Linked DNA regions of Homo sapiens: region 1 is linked to region 2. Evidence: read pairs that join two places in POLR2A ChIA-PET (ENCODE). Cell type or tissue: CD4-positive, alpha-beta T cell. All regions are shown on one strand.

What was found. Peaks named below come from ENCODE experiments on the same cell type or tissue, not always from the same donor. Only the 100,000 strongest peaks of a DNase experiment are listed, where the experiment ranks them.
Region 1: POLR2A ChIA-PET joins it to region 2 with 5 read pairs; 2 of 35 experiments call an interaction of 5 or more read pairs at or near these places.

What each region holds. Positions count from the first base shown.
Region 1 is chr3:59,967,182-59,971,181 of GRCh38, reverse strand. The region is part of intron 7 of FHIT (fragile histidine triad diadenosine triphosphatase); the gene reads left to right. Among named protein-coding and RNA genes, the nearest start is that of MIR548BB, 650 kb to the left of the region's middle. In CD4-positive, alpha-beta T cell, no CTCF peak of the experiment used is centred here; no DNase peak of the experiment used is centred here.
Region 2 is chr3:60,072,679-60,076,678 of GRCh38, reverse strand. All of the region lies in intron 5 of FHIT (fragile histidine triad diadenosine triphosphatase), which reads left to right. Among named protein-coding and RNA genes, the nearest start is that of MIR548BB, 540 kb to the left of the region's middle. In CD4-positive, alpha-beta T cell, no CTCF peak of the experiment used is centred here; no DNase peak of the experiment used is centred here; H3K4me3 peaks cover 1,244 bases; H3K27ac peaks cover 1,171 bases.

The sequences.
Region 1 (4,000 bases), 110 kb after region 2:
TTCATTTCCTTGAACTTCATTTAACTGGGCCACAGAATCATTCTGAGAGAATCATTTAAATTAATATGTGGCATTACGGTGTTAAAAAGAAAAAAATTTTGTCCTAATTCCCAATTTCAGAGTTTCTCCAGACCTCCAATCTGGGCTCTGACCCCATAATTGTGTGCAGCTGAGCTGCTGACAAGTCCACACATATTCTGAAGTCACATTTTCTGGCTCTGGGGCTCCAAGGACTCACAAAGAGGAGGAATTTTTTTTTTTTAATCCCTGCTTGTTCCGTCAACTAGTTCACCGGTTAAACCCTGATTGAATGTAGAAATTTTAGAAATGAAAAAAAAAAAAATGGCTGGAGTGGGACGTGCAGGTTTTTGCATCCCAAGCATTAATTCGCCCCAAGCTGTGTTAGTGCCGGACGAGACAGCTTGTATGAAAATTTAGGAGTCCCGGAGAACAACAATAACAAAAATTAACAAATGGCAGGATGAGTAGCAGAAGGGAAAATCAAGCATATGCTGCTCGTTTGAAATGTAGTTTCATTAAAAATCTTTTCCATTGCACCCTAAAACAATCTGTCCTTGCCAGATAACACATTGGACACCAAAAGGCTGTTCCCTCCGCTTGCTTTCTTAGTTGTAAGCCAACCCTTATAAAAATAAGAACACAGCTGCTCGTGACAAAATAAATTTGTCAGCTTGTCTTTGAAAGGTAAAATAACCAGGGGGAACTGGTGCTGCTTCCCACCACTTACTGACAATAGTAAGCAACACCCTTGTGTTTGTGTTCAGTCAACACCAATCAATAAACATCTGTTGGGATGAGCATTGGTGCCTCTTTACGATTCATTATGCTTCATTAGGAATTGGTTTTGTCTTCAAGGGAAGAAAAAAGAAATCTCATGTAATTAAAGAATAGTGTCTTGTGCTCTCATATTTTCCCCCTTAAAGACCTAAATTCTTTTAAAGCCGTTTTTTACAGTACATTTATCTGTATTTAAATGTAACTACTTTACCTTGAAAAGACCATCTGTTCATAAAGACCATCCTTTTTGTCTTGCCAGAGGTAAACTTGGGAAAGAGGTAGTGTTAGCTGGGAACTATGGTTAAATGGAAATAGATGAGACTTAAGGCAGGTTAGGGAGGTTCCCTACCCAGCAAAATGATATTCAGTTATGTTCTGGGTGGGGTGAAAAGAAAACACAATTTTCTGGAGGGAGATGTGCATTTGACATGACGTTCTTTGGAAATGGTTTTATTTCAAAGGGAGGTGTACTTGAAATTCCCAAGGCCAGTTAACTTCAACGATCCTTTCCTTGGACTTATTATAGACAATTTAAGTGGCCTCTGCAGTATCAGACATACAGTAAGTTTTGTTATTTTACTTTCAAGAAAATATCTCGCTTTTGAGGGGCTGCTGGAAATATTAGTGTAGATGATGAAGCTGTACTAAAGTCACCTTATAGGCACCATGAATTTGTGCCCATTGAGGGAAATATCCTTAGGTGAACTTAACAAAATGTATCTAATACACGCAAGTACGCAAATGAAGCATAAAGTAGCTGGTAATGGCCCCAAATTATACAAAACACAGTTACTGTTCCCATTAGTGTTTGTTTGTTTGTTTTGTTTTGTTTTTACCAGAGCCAAATTTGGGGAACTGAAAAGCAAACAAGCACTTCAGAGAGAGCAGAACACTGCAGAGGTTGGGGTGAAATTCAAGCGTTAGGATTAATGAAACATTAGCATTTACCTTTCTACTTAACTCATATTAGAGCCCAAAATTTGGGGGTTTGGGGACTGTTTTGTATGGATAGAAGCTTTCTTTGAGAAAAGAAATTAAGGAATTTCACTTACAGACTGCAACCACATACAAATGAAGGAAACTGAACAATTGCTTAGAATGTGATTAATTTGTATTTTTGAATAATGGAATGGAGATTGCCATAGGAAAGAACCATGAGACATTCTTAAGCAACACAGTAAATATGCGTAGAACAGCTCAGATCCCTTTGGATTTAGATGCAGAGGACTTCTATTGTTGTTTTCCCTACGAGTGAAGGATAATTTCACAGAGAATAATGTGTTTGTGCAGAAAATTTAATGTGTGAGCAATGAACGAAACATGGATTTCTCACATGACCTAGCTGACCTCTTCTTTGTATATTTCCCAAAATATGTTCATTAGAGCAGTTGACTGTGATGATGCTCAGCAAAATTCGAAGATGAAGAGACCCTAGTGAAGAATGTGTGGGAAATGTTGCATTCTTGGTCTCTTTCCTGCACTGCCACAGGCTGCATTGGCATCTGAAAGGCTCCCAGAAATCTGGCAGCAAATAAACAACTTTAGCTTTGTTTAACTCTAGCATCTCTCAAAAGCATTTGACAGCAAGCGCTTTTGTTCACAGAGCGTGTTTTAGCATCTAGCAGCGTTGAGTGCTTGTGGAAACACACTTTGGCACATGCTGACCTATACTGGTATCTTCTAGGCTTATGTAACTAATGGACTTAATGGGGAGTAATGGATTAAAAGTGCTGAGATGCCATTTCTGTGAGTCTCTGGGGAGGATAGAGAACTTGATATAAAACCACAGAATTACCACTAGAGGCATTGTGAGAACTGCTGGTATCTGATTTTTGGAATCGGGAGATGAAGGTTTATTTCTTGATGGACTAGGCTTCCTGCAAGAGATATCTTGAAGGTACAACTATTTTTTTTTTCCTTTTTGTGTCTTTTTTTGTTTTTGTTTTTGTTTTTGTTTTGATAGCCTACTAAAGTGAGTCTAAAAGTGTTTCTTAAGTAGAGCTGAGCTTTCTGACCACCTTAAAGTTCATATAGGTTTCTGCCCTTTTTCTGGCCAGGCCTTTACTTTATCAAAAATCTACAGTTCATATTGTGAAATCATATCGAAACTGTATGATTTCATCACCTGGAGTGGAGAGTCTTGGCCCCCTGACCTTGGTAGAGGTGTTCTCAGTTAAGGTCAATGGTGGGTACAGCCTAAAGAAAGTTTGCCTTCTAAAGTCCTGATTATACACTAAAAATGCCTCCCTAAAAAGATAGGTGATAGTTTTCTTTACATCAGTGTTCCTCCATATTGGTAAAGGTGGAAAACTGACTACCTACCCCTGGTCTTTTTGAATATTACTATATTACTCTTGCTTGAGCCCTGCTGTGTTAGATGAAAATGACATGCTTCGCAAAGGTATTGTGAGAGAGTATGTCATATAACTTGCAGATATCCTGATTCTTCTTAATTCCTTCATTTTCCATTTTCTAAGATATCTTTTCTCCATTCTTTTTTCTTTTATGTTTCTTAGACTTTCTTCTTCCTTCTCCTTTTCTTCATTTTCTTCACTCTTTTCTTCCTTTGTTCATCTAATCTTTTCTTCTCCATCCTCCCCTAAAGCAGAATTATGGTAGCTTTATATACTATATGTTGTATTTTGTAGCATTCTTTGGATCTACTGGGCTTATCCAACAAACATAGAAACTGAGGTGCCTTTGGGAGCCATGCTGGCTCTTCGTGAACACCTTTGCCAAGCTTCCACCAACCCTTCTGAAACAGTGCATTTTAGAATTTTACCTGCCTTTTATCAAGCTTGTAAGGTTATAGTAGTCATGCACTGCATAAAATTTCAGTCAACCACAGACCGCATGTATGAAGGTGGCCCTATAAGATTATAATGGAGCTGAAAATTTCCTACTGCCTTGCAATGTCGTAGCTGTCTTTACGTTGTAGTCCATTGCATTATTCCCTTGTTCATAGCAGTGCTGGTGTAAACAAAGCTATGCTGCCAGTCGTATAAAAGTATCACACGTACAGTTATGTTCAGTACATAATACTTGATAATAAACGACTATGTTACTAGTTTGTACCCTTACTATACTATACTTTTTTATTGTTATTTTAGAGTGTATTTATTATTTTTTTAAAAAGATAACTTTAAAACCGCTTCAAGCAGGTCCTTCAGGGACTATTGCAGAAGAATGCATTGTTATCATA
Region 2 (4,000 bases):
AGTACCATTATTATCACTCTGTTAGGTGACATGATAATAATCATTTCTAATCTGGTGTCTCACTACATAAACATGCATTGCTAATCACAGTATGCCTCTGATCTCATTTGTTTAAAAAAAGCAGCAGCAGCAGAAGCAGAAGTAGAGAATAAGAGAAGAATCCTTCTGAAAGCTCTTAGTTTGGCCATATTACCCCACAGTGTGGCTTGTATAAAACACTTTCACTTTCTTGCACGAGGAACATAATGGGAATCCAGGAAGACAATATGAATAATTTTATAAGTTGGCTATTTAAAGAGAAATAGGCTTTTCTGAGTTTCTGGCATATCCAACTTAATATTACAGTACTGGACCTCATTCTGAATACTTAGAATATTTACGACACTTGATGTTTGGACTTTATAAAAGGTCACTTGAAAATGAAGTCACTTTCATTTTAAAGTAGAAGAAAGTGGATGTGGAAAAGGGAAGAGCTTTTAAGGAAAACCATCATGTCTGTTCTCCTGTAAAAGGTCTTCATTTCCAGTAGTAATTGTATTTCTTAATGGCTTTCCTAATATTAGATGATTACGTCTTGATGTATGAAAGTATTTCAGCTCAGGGATTATTGAGGCTCCTCTGGCAAAATGACTATCATACTTACCTGGAACTTTTGTTTCAGCCCAAGTAACAATTGCAGATAGACATAAATTAGCAATATTTACTCAGAACTCACACGTAGCTGTTTTTCTTGTTTAATAAGGTACTTTTGCTTACAAATGATAGTTACCAGTTAAAGCCATCTTAAGATCAAAAAGGGACATCATTATAAGGATTCAGAGGTATGGCATAAATCACAGGGGAGGGCATAAACTCAGCTTCATGAGAATGCCAGGCCTCAGGACCAGGACCCAAGAAAACTATTCTCTTTAGTATCTCTGTGTCTTCTATAATTGATGGCCATGTATTATAGAGAATAGGAGTTCTACAAGGCTGTCCATGGTAAACAAACAGGATCTTTGATTCCTATTAGTCTGGGGAATGTTCCATACCACATCCACCAGGTCTGAGAGCTTCACGGTGCACAGTAGACTATTAAAGTTACTGAGAAGTTGCATGGAACAGAAACCTGCTTAACCTTCTTTAATCTACTGATTTCCAAACTCATTTGACCATTGCTTTGAGAAATATCATTTTAAACAAACACTCGAATAATATGGAATTAAATTTAATTGGATTCATGGAGTTCTATTGTATTATTTTTTAAATGATACAATGAGCACTTGTTAAGTGACTAGTTGAAGGTCACAGTATATTTTTGAGCCTCTTGGTCTAGTGCTCTTCCCACTGGTGCTTACATTCGTGGATCTTGGCTGAGGAACTGTACTGTCACAGCTATTCACTTTGTGCCCATACCCCATCACCCTAGCATTTTAAAGGAGCTCCCCACTTTAAATTGAGTGATTGATTATTCCATTGGTTCTCCTGACAGGCAGTCTGCTATTTTAAAGATGACCCAGCAGCTCTAGTTTAAAATGTGCCTTTATTTCCTGTGTGTGACGCATATATGTTGAGCAGTTTCTGGTCATAGGAACTTTGGTTCCAAATCTTATTAAGGTTTTTGTCATTCCAGAGGGTGACATTTTAGGGGGGCAGAAACTGGCTAGCATGTTAGCCTAATCCTTGAATCCAGGCAAAATAAATTTTGGTTGAGTTTGCTGTAACATTCACCCATTCGTTTTCATTGCTTCATGTCTTGGATCCAGTGAAAGGGAGACGTGTCAAATGTTCTGAGAGGCTGTAGATTCACTTGGTAATTAAACCAACTAGTGCAAATGTACACCAGTGAAAACAGTAAAGTTTCCCAGGGTAAGTCTTCTGGGAAAGTGAGAAAAGCCAGGCAGAAAAAGGGTAATTGAATATCAGAAATAAAGAGCTGAGGAAAGTGTTGGGGGAGTAAACACCAAGAGAAGAAACTATTGTAATTTCTGCCAACAAGAACATCATGCTTTTAAAGTGCATGTTGTTTTTTTTTCCCCTTTGGAACAGTTAGCAGGAGTAGCAAAAACAGTAACAACGTGACCTCAGTGATAATGTGTCTCTAGTCCATGAAGCTGAGCCAGGTGTTGTATTAAATACCTTTGAGACAGAAACTCATTTCTAAAATCCACACATTTGCTGAATGAATGAATGAATGAATGAATAAGCAAATTTTAATTTGTGTCTGTCTAGGGATAAGAACTTTTGATGCTTTGCTCTTCAAAGGAGTTTAAAACATAATAAGGGAGAGAATACAGGACATGAAGTTAGAGAAGTGGCATGGGAGAGGTAATACCATAGAAGTAGAGGAACAAGAGAAAATTTCCATCCAACAAAGGTTGGAGAAAACTTCCAACCTTTGTTCCAGTGAACAAAGGTTTAACATTTGTATGGGTGCATCAGTTAACTGTTTCATAAAACTCATGTGTACCAAACTGTCCCCAGTACTTGGTGGATTGAAATAAGAGTCATTTACTCTGATTCTTGTGTCTGTGGGCCAGCTTGGCTTGTTTTGACTATAGGGTGTGAGTTAAGTCCATGTGTCTGTCACCCTCCAAGACCCAGCAAAAAACTAAGACATCTGCTTCTCATAGTGAAAGACAGGAATGCACATGACATTTTAAGCCCCTGCTCCATTCACATGTCTTAAGCCAAATCAAGTCTGATATCAAAGGAATGTGACAGTATACTCCTCTCAGGAATAAGAAGTAAAGAGAGAGTGAATATTTACTGAACAACAATCTAATTTACTTCAGTGGGAAATACAGGGTTATTTCGTATATCTGGTGAACTTGTTAGGAAGTAGCAGTGTTTATATTGTAAAATCAAGCTGGAGGTTGCAGGACAGAGGCTAGAATTCCAGCTGAGAATAATATTACAAAGGGCAGGAGTGGAGTGATTTTTTCCAGTGAGTCAAGGGCCACAGGTTGGTCAAGGGAAATGGGCACTGAAAATACCTTTCCAGAAACACTTACTTAGTAGGGTGACTTCGGTAGATCATGAGAAAATAGATTTGGTAGAAGATTAAAAGCAGGAAGCTGATTGTTTGGGGCTGAAAACGATGAGGGGTTAGAGAAGCAAGGTAATTAATATCAGCGTCTCTTTTGAAGACATAAAGGGCAGAAGAGAAATAGGGTTTTGAAATGAGAGAGAGCAAACGTGAGACGAACATAAGCATGTACTATGAGAGCCTATATTCATTAAAGAAAGATTCTGGGGCTGTTTGTTGTCCCAGGATAATGAGTAATAGGTGATAGATACAGAGCTGTCATCCTTTTCTCTCTTTTAATATAAGATATTTTGTAAGATGATAAGGCAAGGTGAGTGAGTAAGGCAATCCCCTTTCCCAATAGTTTTGTTATATACAGACTTAAAATGTGACATATTAAAGGGGTCAGGAAACTCTTGAATCTTGAGTCAACCATCTCTACTACTTAATATGCTCAAGGGACCTTATTTTTAAACATCATATGGGGGCACAATATTTACCTGTATGGTTAGCAAGCAACTTGCTAACACAATCAGTCACTTGAATTGTTAATTAATGTTTAATTTTCTAATTACTCACACCTGCAGAAATTTCCCCCAATAGGAAAGAAGACCTAGTTTCAAACTTGGATGATAGGAGTTGGGGTTTTCTTCCATGAATATGTAAGCAGTCACAACTTCTGTGTATTCCCTGGCATTTAGTAACACAGTGCAGTCATCTGTTGACCATGAGCCTATAACAGGATAAGTTGGGTGTGGGGTCCAGAGAAGGAGATGGTTGAATCTCTCCCTTCAAACAGTGAATGCTGTAGCTGGGAAAAGAAGGCATACATAGACAAAATAATGAATAATTAAGAAAGTATCATATCCTGATACCATGAAGCGCTAGCTTCATAGATACTGTCAATAGAGAATAGTACAGAAGATGTAGAGTGGTATATGCTGCAAGGGTTAAGAGCACAGGCTTGGGATCCACACTGCCTATGTTTAAATC